Regions from separate parts of the Homo sapiens genome. Here region 1 is linked to region 2. The links are chromatin loops, found by intact Hi-C in ENCODE. Cell type or tissue: psoas muscle. All regions are shown on one strand. Each heading gives the region's core, and the rest is flanking DNA. Links, peaks and the distances in the headings are about the cores only.

Evidence for each region. Hi-C counts contacts between places; a loop is a spot of excess contacts. Peaks named below come from ENCODE experiments on the same cell type or tissue, not always from the same donor. Only the 100,000 strongest peaks of a DNase experiment are listed, where the experiment ranks them.
Region 1: it touches region 2 in a loop (4-fold over the local background); 4 of 110 quality-filtered maps call a loop at or near these places.

The regions. Positions count from the first base shown.
Region 1 is chr1:202,572,144-202,582,839 of GRCh38, reverse strand. It overlaps PPP1R12B (protein phosphatase 1 regulatory subunit 12B), which reads right to left. Exons shown (of 24, transcript NM_002481.4): 24 at 1-2,366. The coding sequence ends at 2,280. Among named protein-coding and RNA genes, the nearest start is that of SYT2, 130 kb to the left of the region's middle. In psoas muscle, for the core only: no CTCF peak of the experiment used is centred there; no DNase peak of the experiment used is centred there; H3K27ac peaks cover 5,159 bases.
Region 2 is chr1:202,713,240-202,723,935 of GRCh38, reverse strand. No RefSeq gene overlaps it. Among named protein-coding and RNA genes, the nearest start is that of SYT2, 8.1 kb to the right of the region's middle. In psoas muscle, for the core only: a CTCF peak has its summit at 4,155 (motif pointing right); a DNase peak (open chromatin) is centred at 4,155.

The DNA.
Region 1 (10,696 bases), core at 1,144-9,143, 140 kb after region 2:
GATCAAGGCTCACTGCAAGCTCCGCCTCCCGGGTTCACGCCATTCTCCTGCCTCAGCCTCCTGAGTAGCTGGGACTACAGGCGCCTGCCACCACGCCTGGCTAATTTTTTGTATTTTTAGTAGAGATTGGGTTTCACCGTGTTAGCCAGGATGGTCTCGAACTCCTGACCTCGTGATCTGTCCACCTCGGCCTCCTGAAGTGCTGGGATTACAGGCATGAGCCACTGCACCTGGTGGAATTGGGATCTTGAATTACAGCTTCTAGTTTAAACAGCATGTGGTGTTTCAGAGGGAGGACCATGGAGAGCTACATGTCATGTTAGGAAAGAATTAACAGACAGAGGTAGTATATATTAAGGGAATGAACCACTCTAAACACTGAATATCACTGGCAACCCTAAAATGATGAGGATTTAATGACTTGCACACTCAAGTGAACCAAGGGATAAAACTCCTACAAAAAGAAAATACTGTAAGTATTAATGCTAGGTTATCATCAAGAACTAATGGTTTAATTTTGCACTGGATTTGTATTCTTTCCAGGCCTGGACATGATATTTTAAAGGCTGGTTTTGTCTAGAGGAGGATGGCCAAGATGTGACAGGTAAGAAAAGCATGCCATATGAGGAATGACTTAAAGGACTAGAGTAACAGCAGCTCAAAGTAAGACTGAGGGGGAGACCACCCACTGCACATATCTCAAGTGCCGTTAAAGAGTTGCAGATAGTAGATCTGGACTACAAGGAGAATCCACAGGCAGACTTCAGCTGATATGAGGAAAAACTCTCTCGTTATTAGAGTTGCCCAACTTTTGAGTAATAAATGCATAGCCACCAGAGGCTACCTGACCATGCCCATGGGTGAAAGCTGTGGTAGCAGGGGTCCCTGTGACACAATAATAGAAAGCTGGACCTAATGACCTCTGGGTCTTGCCACTCTAAACTTCCATGACTCTCATCAATGGGTTGAAAGTACTTCATTCCATTAAACCTCTATTAAGTGCCATTTCCCCTATTAATTTCTAAGAAAGTAAATCTCTCTGCTAAATCTAACCACTGGAAATAATCAAATTCACCACTATTCTCACAGCCCAGTAGGCTGCTATCTTCCATCTTCTTTGTCACAATGTTGCAAGTGGCCTCAGATACTTGACTTTCGCCATATGTGTCTTTCCAGCCTGCTTCCACTTCCTAGTCCATCTCTCAACAATCTCCCCTCCCCACCTCTCATTCCTCCTTGCACTGACTTCATTTCTCATTAGAAGCAGGTGTCAGGGCGAAGAGAGGAAAACAAGGTCAAGGAAGTGAGGCAGAATGGAGTATTCAGAGCCCAAATTTTCTTATAAAGAAAATCACTTTGAAGGGGGAAGATAAGTGGGAGACGAAAACAATGAGCTGACACTTATGCCATAGTCTACCTTCCAGGGAGCAGGCAGTGGTGCTGCCACCAAGGCACCAGAGTGATGATTTTCTTGTCTCCAGAATAATGACTTCCCACAATGGCCAAAGACAACTGAGGTCAGGTGCTCTGTCCTAGCTTTTATACCATTGAGTGAGGGGGTGGGGAAGGGAAAAATATAAAAGGATAGAAAGGAAAGGAATAAATGAAGCCAGGGCCATTTGCGCCTTGGAGAAATGGCTAGGTATGAGGGAGGAATAAGGGTTAAAACTAGTTAGGGAGATTACTGGGTGTTGACAGAAAAAATAAAAGTCAGTTCCTGAGAGGTGAAGAAGAATAGAGCGCCTCAATGCAGTCACTGTCACCTTGGATGCTAACCATTCCAGAGGGCATCTGATGATCAATTCAACATCCTGCTGTTTCTCTTGGCACCCCAATCAGGATCCTGGAGTGGCTACCACAAGACTCACCTATATCAGAGGACACTGGGTTAATGTAAAAAGCTGAAGGATACTGATTAGGGTAGAAGTCTTACATGTTTGGACCAAATCCAATGTGGACAAAGTAGCTGAGCAGCAGGAAGTTGAGGGGTCCACAGCTGAGCCTGGTGTACTCCCCAGAGCATTCTCCAGATGGCTCGAATTACCACAATCATGCTTCAATTAAAACTGTCATAAAACTTGGGATAGGGGTTTGGAAGAACAGGGCATTGAAAGTGCAGAGAAAATGTAGAGTGTATAGAGGTGACTGAAGAGGGTGATAGAAAGAAGTGTCCTTCCACCAAAACATCCATTTCTTTTGGTTGGAAGGCAAGGACTGGAAAAGAGGGGTGGGGGCAGCAAATGCTGTCCCTTTCTTTCCTCATAAATCTGGAGCCTAGCCTACTTGGACAGTTTGCTGATGACTCTGATGAGGGCACCATTTTCATCTTTCAGCCTCTGGTTGTCGGATTTCAGTTCTGTTAACACCTGTAGGGTGACAGAGGGAAAGGTGAGTTAGAGCCTGGCAGGATCCTCCTTGGCCCTCCCTGACCAGGCCAGGCCAGCCTGGTGAGCAGGGCCTTTTGAGACAATGTGTGGAATAAACTCTCATGGTCCCTTCTCCCAGGGATGAAATTCCCTTCAATCTTCCTTTTTATTGAGTTGGTAATGTTAATCTTTAGGGAGATTATAGCCACTCCATCTTTTGAGCTGGCATATTTAGCAGTAATATCTTATTTCTTCATAGGCAGACCTCACATTTCACACTGTATATCCTTTCATTCTACTGAATCAGTAACCACTTTCAATTTCTCCTGCCCTTAAACTCACCCCTAAAGAAATTGGGGAGAGAGCCAAAATGGGCTGGTGAGGACATAGGGAAAGAATTCAGAAAGGGGGTGGTGGTCAACTAGAAGAGTTAAAGGAGGATACTGCTTCACATCTCATCAAAAACAAGAGCAAAGGCCAGAGAGGCAGTACTCGGCTTTCTTGCCATATGCACAAGATGATTTAAGCATCCTCCACTTGGTGCCTTCGGTGAATAATCCTCCAAATTCTCACTGGTCATACTATACATATCCACTTTCAACAATTAAAACTCAGAAAACTTACACTCACAGAGCTGTGAGGCACAGTGAACACTAGGCATGTATTTAATCCTCCCCAAAGCTCCCCACTGACAGTCACCAAAGGATACCCAGAGGCCTCATCAGCAGTTTTAGGGGATGGCATTGTAATTCACAGAAATAGATGCTTGTTGGGCAGGGGAGGGAGTGGAAACTCAATTTTATTAGTTCTGCTATCCTGGAACATTACACATACTGTTGTCTAACTTGTGAAAAAAAGGAAAAATAGCCTCAAGTTCCATCCTGGAAGTTCAAGTCTTTGTTACATGATCAGGCACTTTCAACAAGTACGCTGTGCATCTGAAAAATCCTAATGGGATGTTGATAAGGGTACAGTTTATGTGTGGGTCCCACTGGCAGCAAGAGCGATTTAGGATAGCAGGTAAGTACATCGCCACTATGCAGGCTACAGAAAGCTACATCTGTATCTGTTCAATACAGGTGTCCTTTGACTAGTCATTTCAACCTATAGGACCCCAGGGGCAGGTAATGCCCCCAGTAAAGGGTGACCTGTGCTGAGGTGTTATGAGGCCTATTTAGTTCTAGCTCTGGCTCTGCTATTAACCACTTAGGAGATCTAACTGTGCCTTAAGGAATATAATCTGTTTCCTTGATCTCTCAGAGAAGATATAGGTTAAATTATATAAATATATGTGTATGTACACAAATATGAATCACAGATACATAAATAATTTGTATCAGGGAAATAAAAAGAAAATTACTGAATATCTATAATGTGGATGGCACTGTGCTAGAGGGTCTCCCTAGTGCCTCATGAGACTATGATACAGTTGTTATCCCGATTTCTACAAATGGGGAAATGAAAAGTGCCATAACTAGTTCAAGGCACCCAGCAAAGCTAATATTGAATCCCAGTGTGCCTGACTCCAAAGATCATTCTTTTATTACACGTGGGATGGAAAACAAAACACCAAAAATGTTTGACGCCTAGAAACTGAAATTCCAGCATTGTCTTTGTCACTAGTGATCTATTACTTTAGGCAGATCACTCGCCTTCTCTGCATTTCCATTTTTGTACTTTCGTAAGAACAACAGTCCCTGTCCTACTCTCTCGTATGGTAGGGACTCTGCAAGGCTCACAGGAGGTAACAGATGTGGAAGTGTGTTGACATACATAATGAGCTTTGCGATACTGAGTGTTCCTACAATCACTGTGAGTTTTCTCATGACTGTGGGAGGGCAGGCAAATAATCTGCAAACTTTATTAAGAAGACTTAATCCAGAAAATATAAAAATAAAGTTGCAGTCCTTTGACCCTGGTCTCCTACCTCTGATTTAATCAAAGCAGCTCTGGCTGCCCTCTCCTTCGTTCCTCTATCCCTGTAGCCTTGCCTACCAGACTGAATGCTTGGAAACTCATTTCAATGAGATTTTTAGAAAAAACCCAGGGTGGCCTCATGTTTCCGTGTTCAATCTGCTCTTTAACGCCCCATGCTGGGGCTGCAGCTTGGGTATAAGTGAGACGAAAGCCACATTTCCATAATAGGTAGGAAGAAGCTATATATGGCAATGGATTACATTTCACTGCTTAGCAGCTCATCAAATCAGAACTAAGCTGCCTTAAAAAATGTATAAACAACTTGTAGAGTCTTGTAGAGTTTTAGTGATTTATTTCCACATTAAGAAGTCAATTCCTTGAAAAAAAAATTTGGACAAGGCAGTTTTGCAGCTGCAACATGCTACAATTGACATCTAAAGGGAGTGGCAAAAAGTGTTAAGAGGTGGAATGTAGAAATCAAGGGGCGGGGGAAGCCCCACAAAGTTCAATCTCAGCAGAGAGAGGGGGAAATGAACAGTGTTATCTGATATCCACTTGAAGTTAAAGAATGGTTAAATAAGAACATATGTGAAAGTACGATATAAGTATGAAGTTTAGCAAAGCTTTATCATTTTAACTCTCTGGATCTTAGTTTCTTAATTTTTAAGTTCCCAGCTTACCACAATTTGGTGTTAAAGATACCCTGGGCAAATAAAATTAAGTACACATTTCTCAACTGTTACTTCTTACAGTCTTTGAGGAATGTGTTAAAGAGGAAGGGGCTACAGGGGTCCTAAAGCTTCAGAGACCTAGAGCAAGGCTAGCTGTAGGTTGAGAGGGACTCAGGATGAGTCTTGCATGAGCTGTCTTGCTTTTAACTACAAGGAAAGTGGGAAGGGAGTCCCCTCTGGTATTTTGTTGGTAAGTGGTTTGCTCTACATGCTGAGATAAGATGATTTTTCCAGGGAACTATTAAAAAAAAAAAAAGGTAGAGTAAAATCTCTCGACTGCACTGCCAGTTTGGCTTAGTTATCTCATCCTTCCTTCTGGCAAGAATCGGCAAGCTTTTTCTGTAAAATGCCAGACAATAAGTATCTTAGGGTTTGCAGGTCAAACAGTCTCTGTTGCTACTCCTCAGCTCTGCTGTTGTAGCACAAAAGCACCCATAGACATAACAATAATATGTAAACAAATGAGTTTGGTTCAGTTCCAATAAAACTTTTATTTTGGACATTGAAATTTAAATTCCATATAATGTTCGTGTTCATATGTCGTAAAATATTATTCTTCTTTTGATTTCTTTTTTGACTATTTGTATGGCTTATGGGCCATACTGGTGGTGGGTCACAGTTTGCTAACCCTTGCTATGGTCATGTACCAGGCAATGGCTTTCTTTACAGCAGCAAAATCTTTTGGTAGGTAAATGGCTCTTTAGAAGTTAGGCTTTGACAAGGAAGTCACAGTGCTCAGAAAGCAGAATGCTGCCCTTCCTCCCTCAGCTGCAATGCTGGGGGCACAGTGTAGTTGCTCAATAGATCCTTCTTGCATTGTTTGGGCCACATGCTTAACAAATGGTGAAAACTGTGCCAAATATGCAGACAGCTTATATTACAGTGGTGAAAAGTTTGCACTCTGGAACCTGACATATTTGGTTTGAATTTTGGTTCTACCACTTACTCTCGGAGTGACCTTGGGCAAGTTATTTAATCTGTGACTCAGTTTTTTTTTTTTCATTTTTACAATAATTGTTTTGGGGAATAAATGAGAAAAACTATATAAAGCATTCAGCACAGGCCTTAAATAAATGACAACTGTTAAGGTTATTAACTACTGAAAGCATGAGATCTAGTTTTGCCCCATATCCTATACTATCTTGCAACAAAGGGATACTAAAAATAACTGGGACACCTTTTGGGGGGTCCCTAGTTTAGCCTAAGTAAAAATTTCCAGGAATCTTGAGGCTAACTTTAAAGCATGGAGTCTGGACCTAACAGTGGCTGCTTACAGCCAGGCCATGGTAGAACTTGCCTTTCAATTTTCTTTCTGCCTATGATAGCATCTACAGCAGGATATTAGCTCAGCCCTATGATAATTCGGGTGATTCAGTTCTAGTGGATATTAGTTGCCAGCTACTAACCCTGAAGGCAAAAGCAAATAGGCTGAAAGAAAGAACAGGCTCTGGTCAGGACTAATTAGATTGTTGCTGACAATTAAAAATTCATCTCAGAGGAGTGGTGACCCCATCATACCATCTTGAGATAGAAAAACCAGTTGTCTGTGAGCTTGTCTTTCAGATCCATAGCTAGGGAAAGGATCCAGTTTGCCAAGCACATTTTTGGTTCTCAGTTGAAAATAAATCCTTGCTCTCTGCTCCACTGCCTGCCATATCCTTTGCAAAGCTGGCCTCATTAGAGAGGGCCTGGCTCCATGAGGGTCTCATTTATATAGGCTGTGTTCTGCCTCACAGCCCACACACTAAGGACAGGGAGGGGCACATCCCTAGGGCCCAAAGATTTGTGACGGGAATGAGAGATATGCCTCCTAAGGTGGGAGAAGAAAGCAAAGACTACTGCAGAAGGAGGCAAAGAATGCTTATCCAATTATGCTTGAATAATGGGATGCAGAGTGTTTTTGCTGGTAGTGGAGCTGGACAGGAACAGTTCCAACCTTGAGTTTTAGTCCTCTCCATCGGTAATGTTGTCAGCCGTGAGGACTGTCTGGTATCCAAAGGGCTGTGGTTCTTAACCATGGTTGTATAAGGAATCAATAGGAGAGGTTTGAAAAAATACTGATGCCTGGGTCTCAACCCAGACCACTGATTATTTGGGGATGGACCCAGACATCCCTATATGTATATGTTAAAAGCTATGTATATGTTTAAAATATACCCATAGGTATACGTTAAAAGCTCCTAGATGTTTCTTGCAGCCAAGATTGAGAGCCCCTGCCCTTGGTTACCCAAGGCCCAACCCCAGTTGCTCCAGGGGAGTGGGTTGGACTTGGGTTGCTATTGGCTAAGAAAGATCAATTTCCATCTGGCAATGACCCCGTCAATGAAATATGTATATGTGCATGTACACAGGTATATGCACATACACGTGTATACCTATGTGTAGCTGAGTGAACAAATTCATACTCAGTCTCCAGGGGAAGAGAAGCTAATGTGGTGACCTTACCAAATGAATATATTGGTAGCCCAGCTGAGGTCTCTCTCACTGCCTCCCTTGACCTAGGCTGGTATGTCCCATTCTATGATCTCAGTCCTGGCTGCTTCCATCTGCAGATAACCAAGCTTTGCAGGAACCTGCATATGGAGGCTCGGATGGAGGGGATGAGCACAGAGCTTCTGGGACTAACAAGAAGACTGAACCTGCCTGGAGTAGTGGAGGAGGGAAGTGAGTTGGAGAGTAGGGGCAAGAACTAGAGCTCCTGGGTGTCCGAGGACTCGATGGACTCCGAGAGTCTGGCCACCACTCGGGTCAGGGCCCTGTTCTCAGCCTGCAGTTGCTCGTTCATCTGCTTCAAGGTTTGAATCTGTTTTAGCTGGTGGAGGTTCTGTAGAGATTGAGACATGAAAAGGACAGACAGAAAAGACAGAGAGAGACAAGACAGACCAGAGGAGAGAAAAGTAGGACAAAGAAATCACATGACTTTTTGTTTTTGTTTTTAGTTTGCATGCAAGAAAGGAAATGAGAAAGGCAGGAGTCATGGAGCAAATGGGTGGCAGGTGGAAGGATGATGGAGAAAAGCAACAGGGAAGGAGAGCTATGTCTGATTCTTGGCTAAGATCTAAATATGCCATATGAATATAACTGCCAGGCTCTCAAAAGGCACATATGGATTGCTTTTGAGAATGAAAGTCCAGCATGTGGTTTGGAGCCTTCTGAACCAAATTAACATGGTTGAGGCATAACTTCAGGGACCCTTCATCATGACTGAGATTAGAGCTGAGGACTTGGTGTGTTCTTAAATCTAGCTGCTGCCCCTTTCTCTCTCCCTTCCTCTAATCTTCCCCTCATACTCAGCTCCCTTCTTTCACTTTGTTTATTTATCTGAGATAGGGTCCGACTCTGTCACCTTGGCTGGAGTGCAGTGGCACAAAACTGAAACATCTGCCTCCCAGGCTTAAGCCATCTTCCCACCTCAGCCTCCTAAAGTAGCTGGGACTACAGGCATGCACCACCATACCTGGATAATTTTTATATTTTTTGTAGAGACAGGATTTCGCTATGTAGCCCAAGCTGGTCTCAAATTCCTGAGGTCAAGCAATCCTCCTGCCTTAGCCTCCCAAAGTGCTGGGATTACAGGTGTGGGCCACTGCATTTGGCCTCATTTATTTTTAAAAAATAAAAGAGAGGCCTATTATTTAAGCTTTTTTTTTTTTTTTTTGTGGGGCATGTACTGTTTAGAAGGTTAAAGTTACACATACCAAAATAAGAAAGAACTGTCAGCTCTCTGGATCGTCCTCTAACCTGCTTTGTAGGAAGCTTCATTAACCCTGATAGTTTTCCTCTGCAGTCCAGAGAGATTGTTTCAGGATCCAAAAACTGCTAACCTGTCTCTGACCTGCTATAAGATTATATGCATCACTAAATTCACAGCTAATCATGCTTTCTTTGTCTCAGTTCAAGCAGTTTGGGAGCTGCTTAAAGGTGTTCATAAACAGACTCATACTCTGGAAATTATAGCTGTGCAAAAAAGCTGGAGAAACCATAAAAGCCCAATGATAATGAAACTAGCTGGACCAATGTGCTAGTCCAGCCCTTTCTGCCTGTCAGTGTTGCAAGCGGAACAGAATAACCAGCCCACAGACATTCTTCCTGATACCCCATATTCCATAAGACATTTAAAGACTTTAATAATTGGAATTATATCAAAGGCCTGCCGACTCTGCTACTGTCCTTCCTAAGTAGTCATCTGCACTGCCCCGAAACTGAGACCATCAACTCTTTGGGAGGAGAATAATGATTTTTTTATGCAAATGGGGTTTCACAGATGAGGATGGACAATCCTGTGGGTTATAATGACTACAAAAAGGTGGCCAGGTATCAGAGAAAAGTCTCTCATATCTATAAGATGAGAAGGATAGAAATGAAAGATTAGTGGAGTTATAGTTGTTTGGGAGTGAAGAAGCAAGAAAATGAAAGGTAGCATGAAGGGGAAAAACAGTGAAAAGGAAAAACAAGCAGAGACAAACTGCTGAATCTCTTTAACCAAAGAGAAAGAATGACCACCTTGGAATAAAGGTAGGCTAGCCAAACTGTCTCATGTAGCCATTGGAGGGTGAGGACCGGGCAATCTTCCTTGCCCACTGTAAGCATCTTGGCCATGGTGAGGATAGAGGAGGGAGATCATGGTACAGCATATGGAAAAGATTAAAGCAATGGGCAGGGACCAAATTTAAAAGCCAATGGAAAGTCCCTGGCTCTCACCCTTCTTTGGTGTTGACATTGGACCAAAGCTTTCAACATAATCATTATCAAATAATTGTCATTGTATGAAGTGGTACTTACCTCCCAGGGAATAACATTAAAGACATGAATGATGAAAGTGACTCAATCTGACAAGTGAGTATAAGCAGATCAAGGTGAAAGAATTTGGAAGTTATCAGCATGAGGGAGAGAGGCAGGAAACAATCTGGTCAATGTTCTATAGGAAGCAGTATTGAAAACAAGGCAAGGCAAGGAGGAGAGGAGAAGGGGCAGGGCCCAGCGCAGGATGGGCAAGGGCAGGGCTAAGGAGCAGGGTCAGCTAGTAATCTTTCCAAAGAAAAATAAAAATTCCAGGACCAATCTAAAAAGGAATTGGTTGCTGGGTCCCTCTCATGCAAGGACCTAGGAAAGGAAGGGGAGAAGGTCTGACAAGGAGGCTGATGCTGAGTGGAGGATGCAGTAGAGAAGTAATCACATCTGATGTGGGCGCCAAGACCAGGTGCAGGCCTGGCACAGCTCACACTGACATGCACACCTGTCAGAAGTTGGCATATAATCCTACTCCAATCTAGGATCTGGGTGGAGTTTCTCTTGAGGAGAATTCATAAATACTTACCTTTCCAATAAAAGTCCAGAAAGGCACAACACATCTCATAACCACAGAGCCACATATACATCTGGGTTAGCCCATCTCATGGTTCCCCCATTTCACCTGGCCTTTGTACTTTATTTGGTAGAGTTAGAAAAATAGGACTGAAGTCACTTTCTTTCCTTGAGTAACCTACTATATTTTTAAGGGTTCACTGGAGATCAGCCCCCTCTACTGTTCCCTACTGATTGCTCCAAGGAGGTTTGAGCATCTGTACAAAATGAATATGCAACAAGCATGACCAACTGGCCCCAAGCTCTACTGGGTCCCAGTTCAGCCAGACAGTCACCTGTACCTTTGGCTGCCTAGTACAGAGAGATTTTAGCTATTAA
Region 2 (10,696 bases), core at 949-8,948:
GAGGGAGAGCATAGGTTGGTCGAAGTTGCTTAAGAGTGTATTAGTATCTGGTTGTGTGTGTGTGTGTGTGTGTGGTTTTTGGTTTTGTTTTTGTTTTTTTGAGACAAGGTCTTGCTCTTTCACATAGTTTGGAGTACAGTGGCGTGATCATAGCTCAATGCAGCTTCCACCTCCCGTGCTTCAAGCGGTCCTCCCACCTCAGCCTTCCAGGTAGCTGGGACTACAGGTGTGGGCCACCAAGCCTGGCTAATTTTTAAAAAAGTTTTTTTGTAGAGATGGGGTCTCACTATGTTGTCCAGGCCGGTCTCAAACTCCTGTGCTCATTGGGGGATCATCCTGCATTGGCCTCCCAAAGTGCTGGCATTACATGCAAGAGAGTGTCTGTTTTTAAATCACTTGGTCTGCCTCTTGCAAGACTTTCTTCTTTTTTTTTTTTTTTTTTTTTGAGATGAGGTCTCACTCTGTCACCGAGGCTGGAGTGCAGTGGCGCAATCTCGGCTCACTGCGACTTCTGCCTCCTGGGTTCAAGTGATTCTCCTGCCTCAGACTCCCAAGTAGTTGGGATTACAGGTGCCCACCACCATGCCCAGCTAATTTTTGTACTTTTAGTAGAAACAGGGTCTCACCGTGTTGGCCAGGCTGGTTTCGAGCTCCTGACCACAAGTGATCTGCTTGGCTCGGCCTCGCAAAGTGCTGGGATTACAGGAGTGAGCCACTGCACCTGGCCTCTTGCAAGACTTTCTAAGCTCCTAGGAGAAGCCTGGTGTTTAAGATGCTCCATAGCTTCTGAAGCCATCCTAATCCACTGGCCAGTTATAGCACACTTGGAATTTTGTTCTTTTAATGCTTTTAACCCATCATAGTCACTGTTACTATGTCACAGGCATGGAAACTAAATAGATGAAGCAACACTTCACTAAGCCCGTCCTTAGGAGAGGTGGGCTTTGGAATAATATGCGGGCCTTATCCCTGATCTGGGCCTTAGCCTTATTGTAAGGAGGAGCTCTTGGTCTGGTTGCTTTGCTAGTTCCTTGTCCAGGACATTCTACATGTCTCAAAGAACTAAGAATATTGGTCCTGGAATTGGTGAACCTGCTTCATCTCTGTTGCTGTCCCCACATTTCCTCTTACTTCCAGCCAGCAGGGAATAGAGTGGGCAAATGTGACTTAGGGTTTAACCTCCAGTCACTGATAGATCACTTATTTTTTTTTATAGCCCTGTTTGTGGAGTACTTTTATTTTTTAGAGATGTCTTGAAATCTAGCAGCCATGTTTAGCCTTGAAGTGGCCACCCTCAAATGACCAAAATGCCTCAATGATTAGTTTCCTTTTCCCTCTTGAGACCAAGAACCCATGGTCCTTAACATGGTGTGTTTCACAGATACCTCTGTACATTAGGCAATTTCACAAGAGGCAGATCCTGGGCACAGGCTTCTGGACTTTGGCATGCCTTAGGAGATTAGCAGAGGACATGGTGGACATGAGTGCCCACAGCCTGTTTCTGTGCCCTCTTCATTTCCATACCACCTCACACTCCACTCAAACCCTTCAAGGAGCAAGAGTGAACAACTAAAGCAGGTCTTACTGAATCAAGGAAAAGAATGTCCAGTTAAGCAGAGGGGAGTTAGAAGAGAGAATAAGGCAGTGTGACTGAATATGCAAGCACTTACCTCAACATCGTTCCCATTGATTTCATTCAGTATGTGTCCTTTGAGCCACGGCTAAACTTAGGGCAACTCTGGCTGCCACTTCAGCTTGGCCACCAGATAGCACCATTCGGTTTCCATAAGGGCCATGTATCCTCTTGCCATATTGATGGCTGGTCCTATTGGTCAGAAGGAGGGAAAAACATGACACTGAGTTTAGGTACTAATCTTCAGTTAAGATTATTAGGGGTTGTAAGTCGCCAGCCCTTAATAGCGGAGAAAACCTTTGGGTCTTTGCATACCTCCTCCTCTAAACTTTGGTCATGGGATAGGTTTATGTATAGATCAAAGGGAAAATGGGAAGAGTCGAGGTGCTCTTGGTATAGGCATTACAATTTAAGTGATGACCACAAGGAAAGGCGGCCCTGGACAGAGGGCCAAAGTGTGCTGATCGGAAACTTCACTGTTAATTCCTTACCCCAGAGCCACCTTCACTGGACAAGGGTGGAGGACAGAATTGGCATGTATTATTACTGAAGGCTTTTTATGAGTCCAGAATGATGAGGTCCTCAGGGAAGCGGACATAGGAAGGTATCATTATCTCCTTTGCTAGATGGCCTATAGACTGAGCACCGAGGAATCAGTTGTGGAGGAGGTGTGACTTAAACTGGGATATGGGCAGAAGTTGCATAAGGCTTGTGGCCAGTAGCTGAGCCAGACTCCAATCCCATGTCCTTTTAATACTATGACCTCTATCACATCTATGAGTTTAAAAGACAAAACACCGGGCGCGGTGGCTCATGCCTGTAATCCCAGCACTTTGGGAGGCTGAGGTGGGTGGATCACCTGAGGTCGGGAGTTCGAGACCAGCCTGACCAACATGGAGAAACCCCGTCTCTACTAAAAATACAAAATTAGCCGGGCGTGGTGGCACATGCCTGTAATCCCAGTTACTAGGGAGGCTGAGGCAGGAGAATCACTTGAACCTGGGAGGCAGAGGTTGCAGTGAGCCGAGATCGTGCCATTGCACTCCAGCCTGGGCAACAAGAGCAAAACTCTATCTCAAAAAAAAAAAAAAAAAAAAGACGCACCGGGCGCGGTGGCTCATGCCTGTAATCCCAGCACTTTGGGAAGCCGAGGCAGGCAGATCACAAGGTCAGGAGATCAAGACCATCCTGGCTAACACAGTGAAACCCCGTCTCTACTAAAAATACAAAAATTTAGCCGGGCGTGGTGACGGGTGCCTGTAGTCCCAGCTACTGGGGAGGCTGAGGCAGGAGAATGGCATGAACTTGGGAGGCAGAGCTTGCAGTGAGCCGAGATGGTGCCACTGCACTCCAGCGTGGGCGAGAGTGTGAGACTCCATCTCAAAAACAACAAAAACAAAAACAAAAACAAAACACTTCTATAGCACTAACTACCAGATATTGTTCTTATGGCTTTTTTTTTTTTAATTGAGACAGAGTCTCACTCTGTCGCCCCAGCTGGAATGCAGTGGCGAGATCTCTGCTTACTGTAACCTCCACCTCCTGGGTTCCAGCGATTCTTACGCCTCAGCCTCCCAAGTAGCTGGAATTACAGGCCTGTGCCTCCATGCTGGCTAATTTTTGTATTTTTAGTAGAGATGGGATTGCACCATGTTGGTCAGGCTGATCTTGAACTCCTGGCCAACTCCTGGCCTCAAGTGATCTGCCCCCTTCAGCCTCCAAAAGTGCTGGGATTACAGGCGTGAGCCACTGCGCCCAGTCTTATTAGGGCTTTACATATGTTATTTAATCCTTGTAACACATGAGGTAATATTTCCCTGTGGGTGAGGGTGGAAGGCTGGAATTTTGATGCAAAATTGTGCCCTCACTTGTAAGCTTAAAAAAAAGATCTGCCTCTATAGGATAACTTGTTAGCTTTAGAGTTCAAAATAAGGAGCATGCTCCATATCTGCCAGATCCTTGGATGTGGGGGCAACTCCAGCGTTCTTAAAAGGAAGGCTGGCCGGGCGCGGTGGCTCACGCCTGTAATCCCAGCACTTTGGGAGGCTGAGGCGGGCAGATCACGAGGTCAGGAGTTCGAGACCAGCCTGGCCAACATGTTGAAACTTCGTCTCTACTAAAAGTACAAAAATTAGCTAGGCATGATGCCATGCGCCTGTAGTCCCAGCTACTCGGGAGGCTGAGGCAGGAGAATGGCATGAACCCAGGAGGCAGAGGTTTCAGTGAGCCGAGATCGTACCACTGCTCTCCAGCCTGGGTAACAGAGCTAGACTCCATCTCAAAAAGGAAAAAAAAAAAAAGGAAGGCTGTGCCCAAGTCTACTGCTTTTTTGCTCAGGAAGACAAATTAGTAGCCCAGTCTGAACTAATGGCAATCACAGTTATCTTTCTTGCTTGTAATATCAATCCCCTAATATACTGAAACCATAGGGTGGGGCAGGTGGGATGGGATGTTGGAGAGGAAGTGGCTGTTTTCCAGGCCCTTCGGGACAAGCCAGGAGGAGCTTCTAATAAGCAACAGAAGAGGGCAGCAGAGGACCAGGATTGAGCTGCTTCCCCTCCTAGTTCCACGGGAGGGAAAGCGGTGGTGGAAAGACTTGAATACCTAAGGCCACTCTCCATTCCGTTTCTGGTCTGTGACCTGCCCTGAAGTTAGACATCAGGATCTAATCTTCTGCAATGTTTTGCCCCTCACAAAATTCTTCAGTTCATTGTGTATATCTAACCTGCTTGCTGTTTGGAAGATTAGGTTGGAGATTTAATGTTTTTTTTTTTTTTTTTTAGTTTTTACTCTTTTTTTCTGTTTTTTTAAAAATAGAGATAAGGTCTCACTATGTTGCCCAGGCTGGTCTTTAACTCTTGGGCTCAAGCTATCCTCTTGCCTCAGCCTCCAAAAGTCCTGGGATTACAGGTGTGAGCCACCATGCCCAGTCTAATTTTTATCTTTTTAGTGATGGAGTCTTGCTATTGCCCAGGCTGGACTGGGCTGTAGACCTAAGACTGAAGATCAGGCTTTGGATTCTCATTCTACCTGAGGTGGAGCCAATCCCTAAGCCAGTGATGATCCCAGTTATGTGCCTAGCATACTAACCACCTACTAGGCTTTGTAGATTTGTATAGAACGGGGACACTGCACTATACCCAAGGAGCTTGAAATTTAATATAGAAGGAAACTATGTAAAATAATGTTTCAAGTTTCTTGTTCCAGTGTGCGTGCACATTGTGATGGAGCTAGAGAAGAAAGAGCAAGGCTTAGGAAAGGTGAAAATTTGATTTGAGTTGACACTTGAAATAAGGTTATTGCCAAACTGGCCATGTGGCTTTGCCGAAGATGGAGCCTTGGCATGTTTAAAATAAGACTGGTTTACAAGGTCCCCAGGGGTACTCTGTCCTTATCTGCCCCTCCCCTCATAAGTTTGGTTTGACTGCAGCTCCCTAAAGCACCACCTAAGGTAAGTCAGGGGCATTGGCTGCAAATTGTTCCAGTAATGGTTCTCTGACTAGGGACAGGCTTTGGCTCAGTGGTTCCCTTGAATACTGAGGCAACTCTTTGTGTGAATGGAGAAGAACTAGGGAAGAGGTCCCAGGAGTCTGTGCTCTGTACCTTCAGTGACTTCTGTGTAGCCAGAACAAGATGTACATCTAGGGCAAGCTGAGGAAGAAGGCATTTCACATTAGCACACTTCATGGTGAGAAATAATAAAAGCTAACACAGCACTTAGTACGTTCCAGGCTCTGGATCCCTTGCATATATTAACTCATTTAATCTTCACAACATCCCAATGAGATTGATACTATCATGCCCATTTTACAGATGAGGAAATTGGGCTTCAGCGAGGTTAAGACTGAAGGCCATTCAGCTGGTACATAGACAGCCAGGATGCACCCAGACAGTCTGGCTCCTGAGGCTGAGCCCTATAAACAAGATGGAAGGCCGCTGAGTACTCTTGAGCCGCCTCTCAGATGTGTGGTTCCACAAAGCAGTAAACCATTCCTAACGACTCCCCAACATAGCTGCTGATGGATGCCCTTAAAGGCTGTGGTTTTTCTCCCACCGGTAGTTGAGTGAGGCTTATATAAGCCTTCTTTTAGAGAACTGAGTGAACATTCTTTTTTTCCTAAACTGGTTTGGGTAATTCACTGAAGTCACAAATGCATTTCAGCTGCCTCTTTAAGGCTACGGTACCTGCTGCCCCAGAGGGCAGACACTCAGGTCTGTAGGCAGGGACCCTGCCCTCAGGGGCCTGCTGGGGTGTGGATGGCAGCTCTACCATGGTACTCAGCTCTCAACTCCTCCACCCACCATCAGCAAAGCCACCTCAGTTGGGACTGAGGCTAGGTATATTGCATTCCTGGCAACCAAAGCAAATCCATACAAGAAGACCTTAGTGATGGGGAACTGCATAAGCAAATGTGTGGAAACTCTTAAGGTGCCTGGCCTGACTAGGGAAAGGAAACCACGGCATTAGGCTGGTTGGACCCAAGGTAAGTTGCCCTTGGGATAGCAGAACGTTTTCGGGCAGAAGCTCCTAGACAGTGCTCCAAAACCCAGAAAAAAGACCCAACAATGCCGGGCACAGTGGCTCACGCCTGTAATCCCAGTACTTTGGGAGGATGAGGCAGGTGGATCACCTGAGGTCAGGAGTTCGAGACCAGCATGACCAACATGGTGAAACCCTGTCTTTACTGAAAATACAAAAATTAGCCAGGCATGGTGGTGGGCGCCTGTAATCCCAGCTACTTGGGAGGCTGAGGCAGGAGAATTGCTTGAACCCAGGAGGAGGAGGTTGCAGTGAGCCAAGATCGCACTACTGCACTCCAGCCTAGGCAATAGAGCAAGACTCCATCTCAAAAATAAATAATTAAAAAGACCAATAAACATGTTTTGCTTGTAGGTCTTAGCATGTGTGCACATGTGCGTGCACACACGAACACACACACAGCTATCTTGAGTCTAGAAATGAGACCATGTGCAATCAATGTTCTGTGGCCAGGGGTTAGGGTGGTAGGAACAGGATCTAACAAAGGGTGTTCAATCCTCCTTTTTGAACTTTTCTCCAGCCAGGCCCTAGACAGTATGAGGAGGTAGGCAGCTATCCCATGGCTTCTAGACTCACTGGGCTTCCTTGGGAAAGTCACTCAACCTCTCTGGAGCAAACAATGTAGAGAATCATCATTAGGCTTGCTGGTCTTCTGGAGCCAGAAATAATAACAGTTACTGTAATACTCAATACGCACTGAGCACTGACTGAGCATCAGGTACTGTCCTAGATATCAGATAACCTAAGCTGACTCTCACCATGCTGCTATGAAATGAAGTCACTAACTCATGGCCTCTGAGAGGTGAGCCGAGATTGGAACTCAGGAAGTCTGTCTCCAGAATCCAAAGTGGTGAGCACGGCAGTATGTAGTATGCAGCCTCCTTTCAGAAGTCAGCAAAGGAAGGGAACTTACAGGCCCTCTAACCCAACTCCAGCTGTGAGTGGTTTTTCTAAAAGCATAAAATGGATTATGCTTAGATTCCTTCAATGGTTTCCATTACCTTCTGAAGAAAATCCAAACAGTTGGTCTACAGAATCTGTCATGAGCTTGCCTTTGCCTCTGATCTTTCCCTCCTCCCCAAACCTACCCTATACTCTAGCTCCACTGAGCTATTTACATTTCCCTAAGCCACATAATAGAAGCTACCTATTTTGTTAAGGCCCTGCTTGCTGTTTAGAACCATTATACTATTTAATTTTCACAACAATCCCTCAAAGTAGGTGGTGAAGTCTTCATTTAACAAATAAGGAAACTGAGGCGTTAGAGTAGTCACATAGCTTTCTGACTCCAGTGCTTAAGCTCTTCAATGAGTGCACTGTATACTTTTATCCACTACTGCTGTCTTTGCCTGGGATGCCATTCTCTTCATTGCCTACCTAGAAAACCAGTCTTTCCTCTGGTGGTAGCTGAAAGGTTATTTCATCAGGGAAGCCTGCCGTTATTTCTTGACTTCCTACCAGGTTGAGTTAGTGGCTCTCTCTCTGGTTCCCACAGCATCTTATACTTTTCTTTTGGTACATGTTTCTCACTCCCTGCATCAAGGAGGCTGTGAAATCCTTGAAGTATTTAAGTGTTCCCCTCCACGTTGCCCGCTCCCTGCAGGGCTCCTGACAGATAATACCCTGGGTGGTGGTATTATCTGCACTCTAGGCAATTGCTTTTTTCCGGGTGTTTTTGTTTGTTTGTTTGTTTGTTTTCTTTTTCTTTTTTGAGACCGAGTTTTGCTCTTGTCACCCAGGATGTGGTGCAATCTCGGCTCACTGCAATATCCACCTCCCAGATTCAAGAGATTCTCCTTCCTCGGCCTCTCAAGTAGCTGGGATTACAGGCGCTTGCCACCACGCCCAGCTAATTTTTGTATTTTTAGTAGAGACAGGGTTTCACCGTGTTGGTCAGGCTGGTCTTTAACTCCTTACCTCAGCTGGTCCTCCTACCTCGGCCTCTCAAAGTGCTGGGATTACAGGCGTGAGCCACCGCACCCGGCCGTGGTAAATGTTATTGACTGGATAGGTGATGGGTACGTGGACAAATACGAAGCTTAAGAGACTTGTTCCAGATTTGCTCCTGAGCTACAGAGAAGAGTGGCAGATGGACTTGGGATACTGAAGAAAGGACCGTATCAGTCCTAGAGCTTCTTTCCCACATGTCTCTGCTGTGGCTTCTTGTGCTTTGGTGCTTGCCTTCCACAGCTAGGGCACATCCCAAGGGCAGTTCTGAGATACAACTCCAATTTATGGAGAGTTTTAATGGACACACGGATATTAAAGCACCAGGGTTAATTATTCAGAAAATGTTTCAACTGACTTGCTTTTCATCTCCCCCATGATGGGTAGCTTCAAAGCCTACAGTTGCCTTCTGGTAAGAAGAGACATCCTGCCCTTGTGTGATTAGTAGTCTGAGCCATTTGCTCTTCACATTCCGGAAGGTGAGCACCTCAGAAGAACCTTCTCTTCTATGAGAGGGGGAAAACTGAGGCTCAGCGAAACTTACCTGGGACATAAAACTGTGACTGGTACTTCATTGCAGAAGGAAGAAGGGTCTGCTCTGGTGTTGTAGGTTGATATTTCCTTTGAGAAGGAAAAACAATCATTGTTACTATATGAAAAGACAAGGTCCTCATGACATTCTTTAGTTCCTGGGATCTGATAAAATTCTGTGATTATTATTTGCATCCTAGTGACTTTCTTCCACATGCCAGATATGGTCTTGAAAACTTTAAAAAGCTTCCCCTCTAGGAGTATAATGTTATAGATCCAGTAGTCCTCTGTCTGCCCCATTCTGTTGTATTTAAACATTTTATCTGAGCTCAGAGTTATTTGTTTTTATTTTGTTCATTGCATAGAGAAGAAATAATTATAGTCCACTTAATCAGCTTTTTCGAAGAGTTGGCCTTCACTGCCGGTTGGAAGACTAGGGTTTTTCTTTTTTATTAAAACCTAAGATATCATGTAGATTATATGATATATGATAGTTATATTTATCTTTATTTTGCTTATGTTTGATTTCTTTCCCCACATCTGATCAGTTCATGTCTTCTGTATTGAAAGCATTCTGAGGTCAGGCTCAGTGGCTCACGCTTGTAATCCCAGCACTTTAGGAGGCCGAGACGGGAGGATCGCTTGAGTCTGGGAATTCAAAACCAGCCTGGGCAACATAGAGAGACCCTATCTCTACACAGAATTAAAAAATTAATGGGGCATGGTGGTGCACACCTGTAGTTCCAGTTACTAGGGAGGCTGAGGCAGGAAGATCACTTGAGCCTCAAGGCTGCAGTGAGCCCTGATTGTGCCACTGCACTTCAAACTGGGTGACAGAGCAAGACCCCCATCTCAAAATAAATAAATAAATAAATAAATAAATAAATAAATAAATAAAGTAAAATAAAGAAAAGAATTTAAAAAAAGTATATTATGGGATATCTAAAAGTTGACTGTAGAATGAAATATGTTATTATTATTTTTTTGAGATGGAGTTTCACTCTTGTTGTCCAGGCTGGAGTGCAGTGGCACAATCTCAGCTCTCTGCAGCCTCTGCCTCCCGGGCACAAGGATTCTCCTGCCTCAGCCTCCCGAGTAGTTGGGATTACAGGCGCCTGTCACCATGCCTGGCTAATTTTTGTATTTCTAGTAGAGACGAGGTTTCACCATATTGGCCAGGCTGATCTCGAACTCCTGACCTCAGGTGATCTGCTTGCTTCAGCCTCCCAAAGTGCTGGGATTACAGGCGTGAGCCACTACACCTGGCCAGACATATATTATTGAAGAGTAAGTAGTATAATGGTTATAAACACTGAGCAGGGCCTTAGCAAAATAGGTAGCTACTATCATGTGGCTTAGGGAAATGAAAATAGCTCAGTGGAGCTAGAGTATAGGTAGTATAGGGTAATTTAAATAAAAGTTAAAGTATATTTAAGCTTGGTATGTCTACAAAATTAGATTAAAAGAAGAAAACCAAGACCTTTAGTGATAGGAATTGCATGTAATTTTTTTTTTTTTTTTTTTTGAGACGGAGTTTCACTCTTGTTGCCCAGGCTGGAGTACAGTGGCATGATCTCGGCTCACTGCAACCTCCGCCTTCTGGTTTCAAGCGATTCTCCTGCCTCAGCCTCCTGAGTAGCTGGGATTACAGGCACCCACCACCACACCTGGCTAATTTTTGTATTTTTAGTAGAGGTGGGGTTTCACCATGTTGGCCAGGATGGTCTCAAACTCCTGGCCTCGCGATCTGCCCGCCTCAGCTTCCCAAAGGGCTAGACTTATAGGCGTGAGCCACTTTGCCCAGCTGTAAGTTTTAAAGAACCATTTACTCAGTTACAACCAGTAAAGCAGGCGTGTTTCAGAGGAGAGTTTAGTCATTGTTTGCTTAATTGTCAGGAACAATACAAACTGCTCTGGAAGAATAATACGGGTATGTGCAGGGGGTGGGAGGGCAAGAACAACAGCTTTCTGAAGGGGTGTTTGTTTCTGTGTGTATCAAGAGAAAGCAGGAAATGGGAGCTGGCTAGGTCAGCGGTGATGAAGAC